Regions from separate parts of the Homo sapiens genome. Here region 2 is linked to region 1. The links are chromatin loops, found by intact Hi-C in ENCODE. Cell type or tissue: K562. All regions are shown on one strand. Each heading gives the region's core, and the rest is flanking DNA. Links, peaks and the distances in the headings are about the cores only.

Region 1 (8,344 bases), core at 29-8,028:
AAAAGGATAAGGACATTTTGGTAAGTAGATTCAGAAATGAGCTGATAGACCTAAGGAGTATTTCTAGCATAAATTCCTATGTGAATTTCCCAAATAGGAATGTTTATGTAATTGGCAGCTAAGACAAAATACTGCTTTCAATTAAGCTCTGTAATACATTTGCCTTTACAGAACTTAATGAGCTTTTACCTTGTCTACTCCAGCACTTAGGATGAAATTTCCTTTCTTATTCCATTTTAATGCAAATATAGGGCCTTTATGCTGCCCTAAGGTGCTAGCAAGGTTACCTAAAATGCAAAAGAAAAACATTAACATTATTTTAAATTTTCTATCTTTAGATCAACAACAAAGTAAAAAGGAAAATGCTTCATTTACCATCTTTAGTCCATATTCTGGCAAACCCATCATAGGAACCAGTTGCTAGAAGTGTACCTTCACTCTGCCAGAGAAAAACATTTCTTTAATTATATAATCTAGATACGGTATTTAATTGTTGTTAAAGTATTTCATGTTTAAATCCCAGGTACAGAAGAGAATGAAGACATTCTCTGCTTCAAAACTTGTCAGTTTTGCCTACTTGTGAGTGCCACTAAAGGCCTATGAAACCCTTCCACTGTGTGACACTAATGTTGTATGGGGGCCTTATATCCAAAGTTCAACAACTGACAGTGATTGCTCTGGACCAGGATCTACATCACCCCACCTCATGCATGCCAAAAGTATTCTCACAGACTCACACAACTAAGAATGAAGGTAGAGTGGTGGACTGGGAAGAACATCAAATTCATAGTCTTACAATGATTTATTAGAAGTAAAAAAGAAAAACTTTAAAATATGATTAGAAGGTTTTATATGGCCATTCCTCTAAATCCTTTACTGTCTAAAACGAAGTGTGTGGGTATGATCCAAACAATATCATTGTTTCGAATGATCAGATTCTTAAATACTTGAATGTTCCTTTCTATTATTAATCCCTTCCCACTATGAAATATTTGCCAATAAAAAGATCAACAAGGAAAAGAGCCAGAAAAGAGCACAGGCTGACTTTATAGTTAATGAAGTAAGTACAACTGCCTACTTTACCAGGAGGAAAAGTCCATATAAATTTCTCTCAACTTATATTCCCTTGCTGTGCACCTTGCCTCGATGAATTGTGTAATAAAAGGACAGATCTAACCTACTCTATGCAAACACAGAAGTTACAGATTATAGTAAACAGACTATTGCTAGAATCAGTAAACATTACTGGAGAATGAAATCCTGCATTACTTGACATATTATTGATGGTTTTTGGTAAGGGCATTCAAAACAAGATCACCTATTTCACATCTCTCAAGCCATTTAGCAGTATGGCTAAGTGACAAACAAAAACAAATGCTGGTTCTGGGAACTGCAGACTCAATTCTGCTGGGATGTGGCCATCCCTTAGGGCTCTGTCTCAAGAAGAAGGGGAGCCATGTTGAAGTCAACAGTAAAAGCTTATTTCCACATCCTACACAATGTCAAGTTTCCTCTAAACTATCAGTCCCTAAATGTTTTAGTTCATGAACTGCTCAACTAGGAAAATACTGTAAAGATGAGAAATCTCACAGGCTCTCTTGCTTTAGCCATGGAAAAGAATCATTAATCGAGGATAATGTTTTCCAAGTTCACCGTGAATAACACATTTTTTAAAAGCCCACACTTTTCAAAACTATAAAATGCAGTTCAGAACTACCAAGCTCAACAAACCAATATTCATTAACCATCCTTTTCAGTGTAAACTATAAATTTCATTAACATGGCCAGTGGACCAGGTAGCGTAAGAAAGCTGTAAGATATCTGAACTAAAATATAATAAGGGCCCATATTAAGAAAATAATTCTGTCTTGATCTTACAAGTAAATAATACTACAATGTGCTAAACCCCTTTGGAATTTTTAGAATTGTCATATGGAGGGGAAGAGTAAATATGCTGCTGGCAATTTTGGAAGAAAATGCTAAAAATACCTAGCTATGATTTCTGAAAAAACATTTCACAGAAACTGAGAACTTTAGTGGGGATAATCATTTTAAAGATAGATCTCATTCCCGGGGAAAAGAATTGGAAGATCCTTTAGAAAGTCCACAAAGGGTTGTTAAACAGAAGAGAAAAGAACATTCATTTGCTGAGCAAAGAACAACTATCTTGATATTCTTTGCAATGCTGAAATAATCTAAGAGTTTTGGGGGAGGGGCAGGGGGTAGCGGAGCGAGGTAAGAGATGTATTTAAAACTATAATGGTGAGAATTTATCAACAACGAAGTCAAAGTTTTTTGTAAGTCACAGTAGTCAAGTTGTCCTGAAAGATGTTGAATCATACACAGAATCAGAGAATTACAAGATTCCTACAGTGGGAATAAAATTCAGACGTTGTCTAGACTAATGATCCCTAAAAGGAAATTGGTAATAAAGTTCTACCAGTTCACAGAATACAGAGAAAAACAAGAACATGTTTTTTGCTACACAGAATTCTTTTATCCCCTAAGGACTCGGTTGTTATAGATTTAGTATGTTGTTTGTTATTATGGTAAGAATTTTCACCTATTATCTCAAATATTTAGGTACCATTTTCACACTTCTACTTGACATTTAAAGAAAATGAAGTACAGAGTAAAAAGTAACAATTTAACCAAGGATATGCTGTGGGATACACTGAAGAGCTGGATGTTGAACCTTGGTCTGACTAAGGCAAGTCTGTGTCCCACAGTGGGGGAGAGGGCTGGCAGGGGACGACTCCCGGTTTGTTGTTACTAGTTAATAAAACCCCAAATTCTGAACAAATAGACAAACCCTGCCGTGAGTATGAGGCTCTGAGGGTTAGGTATACTAGTAATTATATCCATCATGGATATAGTGATACTCACATTCCAATCTAGAGATGTGACATCCTTGTTGCTTGGAACATCTTGCCCTCCTTCTCGTATACAATGTCTAAGTACTAACTGTGTAGAGCCACTGGTGCTGTTCTCACTAAGATTCCATATTCTTGCTGTTGAGTCTCCAGACCTATAAAAGTATGCAATATATTTTAGATCCTCATGACATTCTCACGTATCAGAACAAGGCAACATATTTACATCTGAATATTAATAAGGCAAATAAAAACGACTATCACGAATTTTCATTTCCAGTATTTTTCCCATTCTACACGTTGGGACCCCCAAGCATTCTCGAAATAGTAAGTTTAATTAAAAATTCTACAATTACTTCATGAAGGAATAAAAAATTTACAGAGACAAAATGGCCACAACTAAGCAACAACAGAAAACCTGAATAATGCATATGTTTATAAAATGTTCAATAAGATATTTTTAAGTCATTTTAGTATCACTTTGAGAAACATACCCTGATGCTAGGAGATCACTAACAGGGTTCCAGGCACAGATAAAAACTTCAGATTCATGGCCCCGCAACACAACAGCTTTATTAGGAGGGATTTCAACATCCCCATCCACTTCCATCATATCAGTATGATTATCTGCATCGTGAAACACAAGTAAGCATTTCCAGTTAGGCAGTATTACAACATGGTGGATGGGTGATTTCTTAACTAGCAAATACCTTCCTTTATCGCACACAGTGTAACATTTTTCAATTATATCCAGTTAAGCTGAACATGACTACACAGTCTTAGTCACACAGAAAATAAATTCTTATCTTTAATTAAGTATTGACCACATACTTTTTTTTTAGAGGGGTGGGGGTGGGAGTGGGATGGGAGACTTTAAATGATTAGACCTAAACATGGATAAAACGATAAAATGGTTTGAATTAAATATAATGTCTATCAGTACTATTCTGAGTTTCTGCCAGTAGGGGTTGCTGATATCATTCATATAACATGAGTTGCCTTTTATCTCGATGTCAGAGCTCTATGGTTATTTGTTGATAACTAGTATTACAAATTTTATTTAGAAATCAAATGTAGATGTAAAAATTCATTTAACAATGGGAAAAGGGTTTCTAGATATTTTAAAAAGAAAATAAAAGTAAATCTAGCTTTTTGGAGCTTTAGGAATAAAAATCTGAATTGAACTGTGTGATACAAGTTAGGGAAACAAGTTGGTGCAAGTTAACAGATGAAATTATTTCAGCATAGAAGATGGGGCATTTCTTCTGAGAAAAAATTTTTAAAAATTCTTGTCTCCTGGGACCTTCCTGGGGGGTGGAGGGTGGGAGGAAGAGGAGGATCAGAAAAAATAACTATTGGGCACTAGGCTTAGTACCTGGGTGATGAAATAGTCTGTACAACAAACCCCTGTGATATGAGTTCATCTATATAACAAACCTGCACATGTACCCCGAATTAAAAGTTTAAAAAAATAAATAAATAAACCATGTAATTAAAAAAAAATTCTTGTCTGAGCTCACTTGCTATAGTATGTGCTCCATTCTCCTCCCCATTTGCTGTGTTTTCTCCATTTTTTGCAGATCCTTGTTGGCTGGCTGCAGCTGCGGCAGCTGCAGCAGCTGCTGCCTGTTGCTGTGCAAGCTTATCTCTATAAGCTTGTTGTCTTGTTTGTACTACATCAGGCATTACGGCATCTATCAGGGACAGAGACTCTATTGGTCGACCATCAAACAAGGTACCATCCTGGATTTGGAAAATTGTGAGAGAAGAAAAATCAAAGGCAATATTTAAAGTTATTTGTATTTATACAAAATCAGAAATGAAATGAAAATCTTCGTTCCTAAAAAAACATTTTTAGGAACTTTCTGAATTCATATAAGAAGTCCGGAGGGAATAAAGAAACTACAAGCAGCAACTGGAAATGACTGCTTACATTTTCCTTTTCATTTAATTCATACTATTATTACAGTATAGAGCTGTACAGATAGAGCTGAAATGAAAGAGATAATAAGATGTAGGCCGAGCTGATAAAAAGGCTTATTAATTAGATTCTGAAATTCTGTTAGTCAAAGCAACAAACAATATGGAATATAGTTCATATAATGATCAGAGGCCTGGTGCCCCATTATAGTAAATACATCTTTTAAAAAACTAAAAACTTTGAGCTGAAGAGTTTCTTGTGATTTGATTCAAATATTAAAGCAGAAACAGACTTCATGGGGCTATAGTGCTCTTGAATATTAGGGAGTTATTAAAATTTCCAAAGCTCTACTTATTGATATTAGGAAGTTCCTAATAAAGAGTTCTCCAAGTAAGCACAAGAAGAGACACAAACACAGAACAAGTCAGAAATACAAACAGTACAAATTAGCTGGGAACATGCATATGTGAAGTCTGGTTCACTTAAACTGGTAAACATGTACCAGTGACAATCTACAGTGTTATTGCAGGGTACTGTGAGCTGCAAAAACACAGCCTGTCTTTCTAAACTGTCCATTGTAATGTAATATTTCAGGAACAGGAGAAAGTATTTTAACTTATAAATAATTTTTAAGATACTAAACCCAACACAGATACACTGTGGAATAAGCGCCATGTCAAATTTACACACATTTTAAGAAAAAATTTAGTTTTGCGTTACTGGATGGTCACTCAAAGAGCTGAGGAAACAAACAAATCCATTTTAGTATATTATGTAATTTCTAATTCTAGTAATAATCATTGATACAGAAATCATAGATACTTCAGTTTAAAAATACTCGCAAAAGGGGAACATGTTAATCTCTGAAATAGAAGTAATGGGAAAAGCTCCTCACTATAGATAAAAATTTTAAACTAGGCTGGGCGTGGTGGCTCATGCCTGTAATTCCAGCACTTTGGGAGGCCGAGGTGGGCAGATTACCTGAGGTCAGGAGTCAAGACCAGCCTGGCCAACATGGGGAAACCCTGTCTCTACAAAAATTCAAAAATTAGCTGGGCATGGTGGTGGGTGCCTATAATCCCAGCTGCTAAGGAGGCAGAGGCAGGACAATCGCTTGAACCCAGGAGGCGGAGGTTGCAGTGAGCTGAGATTGTGCCACCACACTCCAGCCTGGGCAACAGAGCGAGATTCCGTCACACACAAAACAAAACAAAACAAAAAACAAAAACAACATTTTAAACTAGACCGGGGTTTACAACCTTTTTCTGTAAAAGAGTAGACAGTAAATATTAATTTAGGCTCTGCAGGCCATAAGGTCTCTGTCTCAACTACTATTATGCCATAAGTAGCCATGGACAATATGTAAATGCATGTGGCTATGTTCCAATCAAACTTTATTGAGAAAAACAGGGAGGAGCATTTGGCTAATGGGCCACAGTATGCTGACCCCTAAGCCAAACAAACTACTCACATGTAGTCCTTAGATAGGCAGTACCATCCAGAGTTGGCTTCAATTACAAACTGGTTTAAATTTGGGTATATTCAAATAACGTGAGAATTTACAATTTTCAGGCCAATAATTATGATCTTAGCATTCCACAGCACAATGCTGTTGTGTTAATAAAAATTCTTTATTAGTGTTTACTTACACAAACAGATTAAGGCAAACAAACTACAGATAATGGTCCTTACAACTAGGCGCCAACACCTTGCCGGTGCAACCTGACTACCACATTAGGGATGAACTGCCTGCACTTTTGTTAACCCTGTGAAGCTAAAGTCAGAATACTGAATAAGCAAGCAAGACAGCTGACTTAACGGCATATTTAAGATGAAAAAAATCAGTATTTGAAATAAGTCTTCCTTACCTCATTAATACTAACTTCTGCTTCTACATACTGTAGACCTTTCTGGATGATAGAAATCAATGCAGCGGGTGGGACGAGGGCACCATTTATATTGGACTGACTGATATGGCTTTCTATACCAAAGGTAAATGCTGAATGAGAAAATCCTAAAAACAAAAGAAAAGGCATGAGAATTTATTTTCCTAGTGGCAACATGCTAAATGACACAGAAAGAAAGATCACCATCATCTTTTCAAATCCCATCCTACCCATTTAAAATCCCAGACGAAGGTCGTGTGTGTGTGTGTGTGTGTGTGTGTGTGCGCGCGCGTGTGTGTGCATGTAAACATGTCAGCCTTTACATACTTTCTTTTTCTCTTAATGTACTCTTTAAAATTTCTAGTAAATACTTGATTATATAGCTTCAAATTTTCTAAAATGTCATGGTACACAACTTTTCTTAACAAAAAGCATCAAATGTAAAAGGTAAAACAAGTCTTTGGAAATCATATAATTAAATTGCTTCATTTAAATCAGGCCAAGACAGATTAAGGGACATTTAATATTTCTGTATTATATTTTAATATTTTTTACATCTAGAATTAAGGAACTTTATTTCAAATTTTCTTTCATCCCAGCCCAGTTCAAGTATTCAGCATCTCTCAAAAGTGGTACACATAATATGCTTTAAATAGGAATTCATTCATTCTGAATGATCTTCATTTACTTCATGTAATTGTTATCTACTACGTAGTTATAATTCAATAATGTCTGTAAAGCAATCTAGCACTCAGGTAAAATCTGAAGTATTTAAATTTCTACATATAAATTGTCAAACATCTGATAAATTCAGTATTTTGGAGCTCTTTGGAACTACTTAGGAAAACTAAAATAATAAAAATAAATTCAAATATTAAAAAATCATAACGGTTAAATCTCATTTTATGTATGAATTAAGTGCTTTAAAAATACCAATTCTTTGCCACTTAGTAATAACTCATCTATATGAAATATTTAAGAAATGAACAGCTAGCAAATGATTACCTGGTTTATAGGTCTCCATCAGCAATTACTTACTCTTAACTTGAAATACTTAAAACCAAAGCACTTACTTAATAAAAATCTCTTTATGTTGGCCTTGCTTTTTATTAATATCTAGTCAAAATTCAAAGGTAAAATTCTAAGAAGCTGATAAACCAAGGGTGGTTATTTTCTTTACTGAAATATTAATCACCATTTATCATTAAGTAGTAATTTCTATGAAGTATTTTAAACAATTCAATTAAATTGTACAAGTAATATAGAATATTAATAAACATTTATACTAAACAAAGGAAATAAATACAGGCTTATTTTGGGTCTTGGTTAAACTGATTTAATCTATATAGTATGTCTGTTGGCTAGCCTGTCTAGCCTAGTTTTTTAGTGTTTAGTAATGTCTTTTTTGGATTTTGTGCTTCCACTCTTATACTCCTTGTGGTACTTATAAACAGTCTAGTAGAAAATACTGTGGGCTCACAATTTCCTAGCATGTGGCTAGGAAAATTTGGTTATTTGATAGTCAGAGTACACCTAAGTTGATTTTCCTTGTAACCCCTTCCTTCTCTCTTTGGAACACCTAACTCATTATGCTCACAACATCTAACCCACAGTGGAAAAGGCAAGTGGAAAAATGTTACCTCTAAAACCTTGATTTTAGCCCC
Region 2 (8,344 bases), core at 242-8,241, 730 kb after region 1:
TGGAAGAATACATTAGATCAGGGGTGCCCTTTGCTCTGGAAATCTGTTAGTGTCTTTTGATGAGGAGCATTAGGCATTGTAATTCAGCCTCTCTTAAAGGGGCTCTGTCTGATTAAGAAGAAAACAGTTTTGTTTTATTTTGTTTTTCCTTGTATAAGATTGTTTGAGGTTAGCCAGTAGGAGTCGAATGCAAGTTCATCAGCCTTAACCACTTTCTATAAAATACACAGTATACTTAAAGTTGTTTTCTGAAGCAGGGGAGGAAACTTCATCATTGTAGCAGAAATGAACAAGTCTGCTCTGTTTTCCCAGTGCAGGAAAAAAATGGCTTTGAATCATTATTCTTATCTGTGCAATTATGTACGTGTGAAGAGAAGGACATTGTTTTATTTTTCCTAAAATGATATTTATGTCATTAAAACAAAAACAGACTCATGATAATGAACTATGAAAACTCATTCATTGATTGATTCTTCAATAAACATTTGTGGCAGGTCGATGCATTAATAAGTTAATGTAGAAATTAACCTGTGCCTTATATTGTTATTAGTATTAGTACTTTCTTGCTTGAGCAGACTCATCAGAAAATGGATGAAGAAGTAATCGCATCTTTCATCCATAGAGGGAGGGCAACCAGACTTCAATGTTATGAATTTCTGCACTTCTTTCCCCAAGACAGTCTTATCTTCCCCTCTCTTCCTCTTCCCTCTTGCTCTTCCCCACTCTTTCTTTATCCCTCCATTCCTCTCCTTCCTTCCTTCCCTCCCTCTTTCCTTCCTTCCTCCTTTCCCCCTCCCTTCCTCCTTTCCCCCTCCCTCCCTCCTTTCCTTCCTTCCTTCCTTTCCTTTTTTTCTCTGAGGCTGGTGGCGATACACAAGTTTGATGACTTCTTTACTCGGTCCTTTTGGGAAGATATCTAGGGCCTTGAAGGAAGTGAGCCTGAAATGTCCTGCAGTTGGTACAGACCTGCTGCCTGCTCACATTTGCACCTCCTAAAGATGATTGCACTTTGGAAGGAAGATAGCCACCTAGGTGATTTAAGTGGTTGTCCCCAGTGCTGCCATTTTGAAATCAGGGAAAGGGATCCCTGAGGGCCAGGCTAGAGGTGAGAGGAGAGGACTACAATTCCATCACCCTCCTAGAGTGGCAGAAGGAGAAACGGTGTCCAGGATAACTAATGCTGACTAGTGGCCTTAGGGCGAGCCCCCATTTTCATGAACTGCCTGAGTCCAAGGGAGGAAAAAGATGCCCCAATAAATCACTAATGCTGTGTGTTTTTTAAAAATCATCGATTGACAATAGAGAACTTAGAGGAGAGTAAGGTTTCTTATAGAAAGGTAAAGAATTGTGGCACTTCTTGCATCTGTGTTGTTGAGGAATTTCTATTTGTGATACACTTATCAAGCATCTTTTTCTGTCCTATTCCTGGTGCTAGACAGATGGAGAGAATCATTGCCTTCCCTTAATTAAGGGAATCTAAGTCTAGTGGGGAAGGTAGACAAACAGAATTACAACACTAAAGGAAGGGTTCTCTACTAGTCTTATGAGTACCAGGCAGGGACAGTGCAGAGGAATGGTGACTGAATCTGCTTGAACCCTGGAGAAAGGGTATGGGGGAGGAGAAAGGAAAGGCAATTCAGTGAGGGATCAGCATCTGCAAAGCCACAGAGCTGTAGAAGGTTGTCGTGTGTTAGGAACAGGTGAGACGTTCAGTGTGCATGAAGGTGGGGCTGCGGGGTACCTAGTGTGAGGTGGTAAAAGTAGATGCCTTCCCAAGGCCCTAATTAATGAGTATCATCAATTTCAAGAGTATTTCAGATTAGTCTCTGCTCAGGGAAACATGAATGGCTGCAATCTTACAGCTCATATATGAAAGACACTTGGTAGAGGAGCTTCCCCAATTTGGTAATACTAAACATGTACATGATATTGTCAATAATAGGTTGTGAAGCTGAAAGAAATTCTCTCAATTATCATTAATAATAAACAAATTTTGATTAACCATGTTACAGGAAAAATGGAATGATCTTTCTAGTTTCTCTGTAGGAAAGGATATTACAGAATTTTGTCATAAAAAGAAACAGACTCTGCAGCCAAAAATGTAGAATACAGGCATTTAGGGAGACTTGTTAGAACATCAGTACAAATCTTATGTTATCGATACCAATTCATACAAATCTGTTATTTGTTTCTGGGTTTTGTGATATTTCTGGTATTTGTTGGCTTTTTAAAGCTGATATTTTTGCATTTTTCTTTTCTCATTCTGAATAAATATTCACTATTGACTTACTTTTTATAATTTTTCATACAGAGGGCATCATAAATTGTATTAGCTTCTGGTCTCCCTAAACCTCTGTTGGCCAGCAGACAGGAGCTTAGACTAGAAAGGTAGGTTGCCACCAATCTGGAGTCCGAGACTCACAAGATGGTAGAGGACCTGCATGTCCACCTGAGGCTTCCTGTCCTCATCTTACTAAAGAAGAAACTGGGCCCAGAGATGTCGAGTGACTGCTGTAGGTCTCAGAGCCTGCTGATAGCAGAGCCAAGAGTTGGATTTATCTTTGGCTTCCCTAACATGTCTTCCTTATGTCAAGCTCTGCAAAGGGCAAGCATCGGGTAGGAGTCACAAATACGTTGACTCACTTGTTTTGGCCGGTACAATGTTTAAAAAATAACCCAATGTCAATGCTTTTAGGAGGGACTTGCACTCTACCATTCATAGTTTCTTCCATTCCCATCTCCTTACAGCAAGGTGAGGCATGTACTCGCCCTGTGTCACCTGAGAAGGTATCTGGGTTGGGGCAATGGTACTTCCAGAGCAGAGGGGTTTTGAGGCTGTAGGCTTGAGACATTCTCCTCCTGTGACACATTGCTAAGAAATGTGGTGTTCCAAAATGAATCTGCCACAACATCATCTGTCAGCAGCTCTGGTATTTGAGTTCCCGAGTAGGAAAAGAACAAAAGCCACATTCTACCTGTCAGCAATCATGAAATGGTAGGAGGAACTAGCCATGCTGGCTGGTTTGTGGATGTGTGATCACGGGCAGGGAAAACTGGAGGAATGCCAACTCTTTGAGGGAGAAACGCTGCTTGTGACAGCAGCAGACCCACTCAGAGCATATTTCAGCAAGGGGCTGCTTGTATTTAGTTTCAGCCCTTGACCGCACCGTATCTGGCAACTTAAGTTCCAAAGAAAATACAATATTTCAGGTGTTCTTAGCATAACAGTGGACCAAGAGTGGGTATGTTTTCAGTTACAAAAGCAGCTAAAACTTCAATCTCAAAAAACAGGAATCCAAACCATTACATTGCTATAAAATTCTGGCTAATGGACATAGGAAACAGTCTTGTTAGCTGTTGCCAATCCACACCAAGAAATCATCTAAAAAGAATGGTTGTGTATTTGGTCCAGTTCAGTTCTCTCCTGATATCAGACTCTAAGGCCTTCTATAAAGCAGTCTAGACTATTTTACTTGGGGACATATCTAAGGATTTAGCATATATTACATATTATGACCTTTTATATTGTTCTTAACAAAGTCTACATTTATCTAAGACTTAACTATATGCATGGGCTTTACATTTATTATATCAAATTCATGTAACAATCTTGCACTCTTTTCATTTTATAAATAAAGTATCTGATGCTCAGAGAGGTCATATCTTGTATATGATACCGTGATGCAAGACCACATATTTATCAGCAGAGCTAGGACTAGAGCTCAGGTCTCTTGTTCCAAAGTCATGACATACTCCTGCCTCAACACAACTGCCATAAAGAAAAGCTCAAACCAATGTGTACCAGTCAATGTGACTCCCCTGAAGGCTTGTGTTGCACCCAGGTATGGTCCATGGGACTAGGGTCATCACCCTTTAGGCCGGTTGGTTGCATTCACTCTAGGTTGTCTTGCTGAGCTTGCAAGGATTGGCTGGGCAGCTGCCATAATGTCCAATGACTGCCTGCTGCTGAACATAGTTATCTTTTTCCTTCTAGGGAGATGTGGAGCACCAGGGAACAGGTTCACTGAGCCACCTTGTGTCCATCTCTGGGGACTGCATCTTCCCCCACATTCTAGCACCTAAAGATATAGGGGACTCCATCTTCCTTTGCTACCACCATTCTTACATTCTAACCTGAAAGAGACTTTGCCTACATGCCTTTGGTTTTCATCAACCTCCCAGTACCAGCTTATACCTTTGGTGGACAGACTACCTGCTGTCTTAGGACTTGGGGTAATTTATGTAGATTACCAAAGAATATTTTAAATAGTTGGTCGTCACAAACTCTAAATTCTAGGAGAAATTCAGGCTCTGTCCTCTCAACTCCCGTCACAGTCTTGCAAGGAGAAGGAGCTCAGACATGAACAAAGACAAAATTGAATCTTCAAGGACACACAGTGTTGCTTCCCAAAAAGGGGGCAGAAATTTTCAGCAGGAATTGTAGTGATCATAAATAGAACAGAGGAAATTCTCTGAGTCACTTTGGATTCTATCTTTCATCTTTAATTCAGCCATTGTGGAAGCACATACAAAATGATTACATAGTGGTTAAGAGAGTGTGCTCTAAATTGGAAGCATTGGTATGAACTCATTTCTAAAATAAATGTATGTGTATATACATGCAGGTGTGCTCAGGTAAATGTGTGTATGTGTGTATACATATGTGCATATGCATATTGTAAGTGTATATGTATATTTGTGTACATACATATATACATGCATCTATTTCCCAACTCTAGCTGCTGAAAAGACCTAGAAGAAAAAAAAAGTCTAGTAGCAATGAGCACACCTAGTACTCAGATTTTGTCCTCTAATACCATTCTCTACTGAAAGAACAAGGGCTCTTCTCCTCAGAGAAGTGACTAAATGTAGGCCTGGGACAGGGAAAGTTCTAGAAGCTAATGAAACATCTTGTTATGTCGATGAGAAGGGAAGTGTTAAAAAAAATGCTGAGGGCATGTCACAGGAAAAGAGCTGGCAGGAAGTGGCTCCTGTTGCCCAAAACTGAAACAATTTAAATACCAAAATATATAAGGACAGTATGACCATAAACCACTGAAGAAAACAGGAATCCATGAATCTGAACTAATTTATTTAATAATTAGATAAATAAATAAGTGAATAAACAGAGGAAAAAGGAGGACTCTTGCTTGTTGTAGAATGCCAGGTGCTGACTGGTAAATGTGGAGAAACTGCTGGAGTTAGAAAATTATTATTTTATAGCTGTCATAGTCAAGATTGGTCCAGGGCCAAATTACCAATGGATATTAAATCTAAGGAAGAATTTTGATGAGGAGCAGGATATTTTTATGTTTTTAAACTGACTCCCAACAGATTGCCTATTAGTTTCAAGGGAATAATTATATCTACACAGTGTAGAAATCAGACAATGCCTTGATTAGGTAAACAAAATAAAGAAGCAAATAAGCTTTAAAAAATTTTTTAATTTGAGGTGGAGTATCACTCTGTCACCCAGGCTGGAGTGCAGTGGCACAATCTCAGCTCACTACAATCTCTGCCTCTTGGGTTCAAGTGATTCTCCTGCCTCAGCCTCTCAAGTAGCTGGGATTACAGGCATGCACCACCACACCCAACTAATTTTTATATTTTTAGTACAGATGGAGTTTCACCATGTTGGCCAGGGTGTCCTCTAACTCCTGACCTCAGGTGATCCACTCACCTTGGCTTCCCAAAGTGCTGGGACTGCAGGCGTGAGCTATCGTGCCCTGCACAAATAAATATTTTGTACTTCCAGGATATAATACTACGAGAAGAACACAATATTACTTGTGGGGTATTCTGGCTGGATGTATAGCATAAATGTAAGTATAAGGAAACTTCAAAAAACTGAAAATTAGATATTTTCTGTTAGAAAAAGGAGGAAGGAACAGTATTCTTTTTTTTTTTTTTTTTTTTTTTGAGACGGAGACTTGCTTTGTTGCCCAGGCTGGAGTGCAGTGGCTCGATCTCGGCTCACTGCAAGCTCCGCCTCCCGGGTTCACGCCATTCTCCTGCCTCAGCCTCCTGAGTAGCTGGGACTACAGGCGCCCACCACCACACCTGGCTAGTTTTTTGTATTTTTTTTTTAGTAGAGACGGGGTTTCACTGTGTTAGTCAGGATGGTCTCGATCTCCTGACCTCTTGATCTGCCCACCTCAACCTCCCCTGTATTTTTTAAAATGTCAATGACATTAAAAAAAGAAAAAAAAAAAGAAAGAAAGAAGGCTGCAGAAATGTCCCAGATTAAAGGAGACTAAAGAAAGATGACCAGTGCAATACCTGATTCTGCACTGAATCCTGTACTGGAGGAAAAAAATTATGATATAAAAGACATTTTTAGGCCAATTGGAAAAATTAGACTATGGACATAGTCTAGATTAAATAGATTGGATTAAAATTTTATGTTAATGTTAAGTTTCCTGAATTAGATAATTCTGCTGTGATTATGTAAGAGAATCTCTCTCAGGAAATACACATTGAATTATTTAAGGGTAAAGGGGCTTGATGTATTCAACTTCCATATGGCTTAGAAAAAACATATCATATATAATATCTTATGTATTTTAATATCTATTTATTAGATTATGTAATATGTGTTGTATAATATAAAATTTTATTTATGTAGATAGAGATGAGATGGAGAGTGCAAATGATAAAGCAAATAGGGTAAATATTAACAGATAAATCTGAGTAAATAGTATGTCAGTGTTCTTTGTACTATTCTTATTCTTGCCAATTTTTGTAAGTTTGAAATTATTTACAAGCAAAAGGCTTTTTAAAAAGGGAGTGAAAGAATGAGAGAGAGAGAGAGAGAGAGAGAGAGAATCTGTGTACCAGTGATGATTATTATAGTTCAAAATCTGACTATTTTACTAGCTGTGGGATCTTTAACAAGCTAATTGCTCTGTGCCTCAGTTTCCTTAACTGGAAAATTAAAATGATAGTACCTGCCCTATGGGGGCAGGTGTTTATCATAATTATGGTTCTAATTTTGTCTGTTGCCTAGGCTGGAGTGCAGTGGAACGATTTCGGCTCACTGCAGCCTTGACCTCCCAGGCTCCAGTGATCCTCTCACCTCAACCTCTGAAGTAGCTGGGACTACAGATGCTCACCACTACGCCTGGCTAATCTTTGCATTTTTTGTTGAGACAGGGTTTGCCATGTTGCCTGGGCTGGTCTGGAACTCCTGAGCTCAAGCAATTCACCCCAGCCTCTCAAAGTGCTGGGATTACAGGCATGCGCCACTGTGCCCAGCCCAGGCTGTTTATTATTGTTGACTCAAATGTCTTTATTTTGTTAAAGAGATACCTTAGCTGTGGGAGATAAATTAGGAACTAGGGTAAAGCTTGGGGTTTGAGGCACCTAGCAGGATCTGAGGCAGGTCTCTAGTTGACGACGGAATGTGCATGAGATACCGCTGGGAGGAGGATCATTCAGATCATTCATATCCCAAATTCAAAGATTTGGAGCTGCAGTCAGAGGCGATAGTGAAGAGTGAGCATGCATAAATACCCACTATGAATCCCGCAGAGCTGATGGTGACTCTGCTAATTATTCAGTAAGAGATTCTGAGACTCAGGAGCCTGGTGATTTTTCTAGAAAATAAAATTCAAGAGGACCAGAGTCTTTGGGTGAGGGGAGAGTGTTTCCCAATAATAAAAGCAGCAGCGAAAATAACAAATTTGATGCTTGGAAATAGGACAATTATAAATAAACCTGGTACAAGTTCTCCAAAAACAGAGATTGCCTTGTGAAAAATTCTGTCAGTTAGCAGGATGCTTAAATGACAGTATCAGGCAAGAGGAGAAGAATGTTGGCAGCGTGTGGGAGAGGTTGAAGGCCACTCCTGCCGTGCCTACGTTGGTTTCCTAATTTGGGTTGTTTCTCTCACAAGTTCCTTATTTGAAGACAGCTTGGACAGTGTTATGATTAGAAACATAATCCATTCCACATGTCCCTGGAAGCCTGAGAGGCCCAATTGCAAGGTTTTTAGGGATGAATGCCAAGGAGGCCCCCTGGAAATCTGTGACCCTGGAGCAAGTCACAGTTCATCTGGCCAGACTTGAATAGTGGCTCTTAGTGGGGGCCAGGGCAGGGTCTTGACAGACCTCCTTTACTTCTCCCCTCTGTTCTGATCTCCCTCATGACTGGGGGAGAGGGAGGAGGAGAAAGAGAGCTTGTTTGTGACCAAGGAGATGAGGCAGCAGGGAGGAGGGGCAGGTTTCTTGTGTCCTTTCTCTTTCTGCTGACTGCCCCGCTTCATCCCTGAACTTTTCAGCTGCTGTGTTATTTTTCTGCAATAGAACAACCCTAACCTCACCTCATCAGAGAGGTGTGCCGAGGA

The links. Hi-C counts contacts between places; a loop is a spot of excess contacts. Peaks named below come from ENCODE experiments on the same cell type or tissue, not always from the same donor. Only the 100,000 strongest peaks of a DNase experiment are listed, where the experiment ranks them.
Region 2: it touches region 1 in a loop (2.3-fold over the local background); 38 of 110 quality-filtered maps call a loop at or near these places.

The regions. Positions count from the first base shown.
Region 1 is chr3:177,047,111-177,055,454 of GRCh38, forward strand. TBL1XR1 (TBL1X/Y related 1) reads right to left here. Exons shown (of 16, transcript NM_024665.7): 4 at 6,663-6,808; 5 at 4,394-4,616; 6 at 3,368-3,500; 7 at 2,887-3,028; 8 at 376-439; 9 at 190-287. It overlaps TBL1XR1-AS1 (TBL1XR1 antisense RNA 1), which reads left to right. Exons shown (of 4, transcript NR_174966.1): 4 at 524-813. Among named protein-coding and RNA genes, the nearest start is that of TBL1XR1-AS1, 14 kb to the left of the region's middle. In K562, for the core only: a CTCF peak has its summit at 3,847 (motif pointing right); no DNase peak of the experiment used is centred there.
Region 2 is chr3:177,773,908-177,782,251 of GRCh38, forward strand. No RefSeq gene overlaps it. Among named protein-coding and RNA genes, the nearest start is that of LINC02015, 39 kb to the right of the region's middle. In K562, for the core only: a CTCF peak has its summit at 4,045 (motif pointing left); a DNase peak (open chromatin) is centred at 4,024.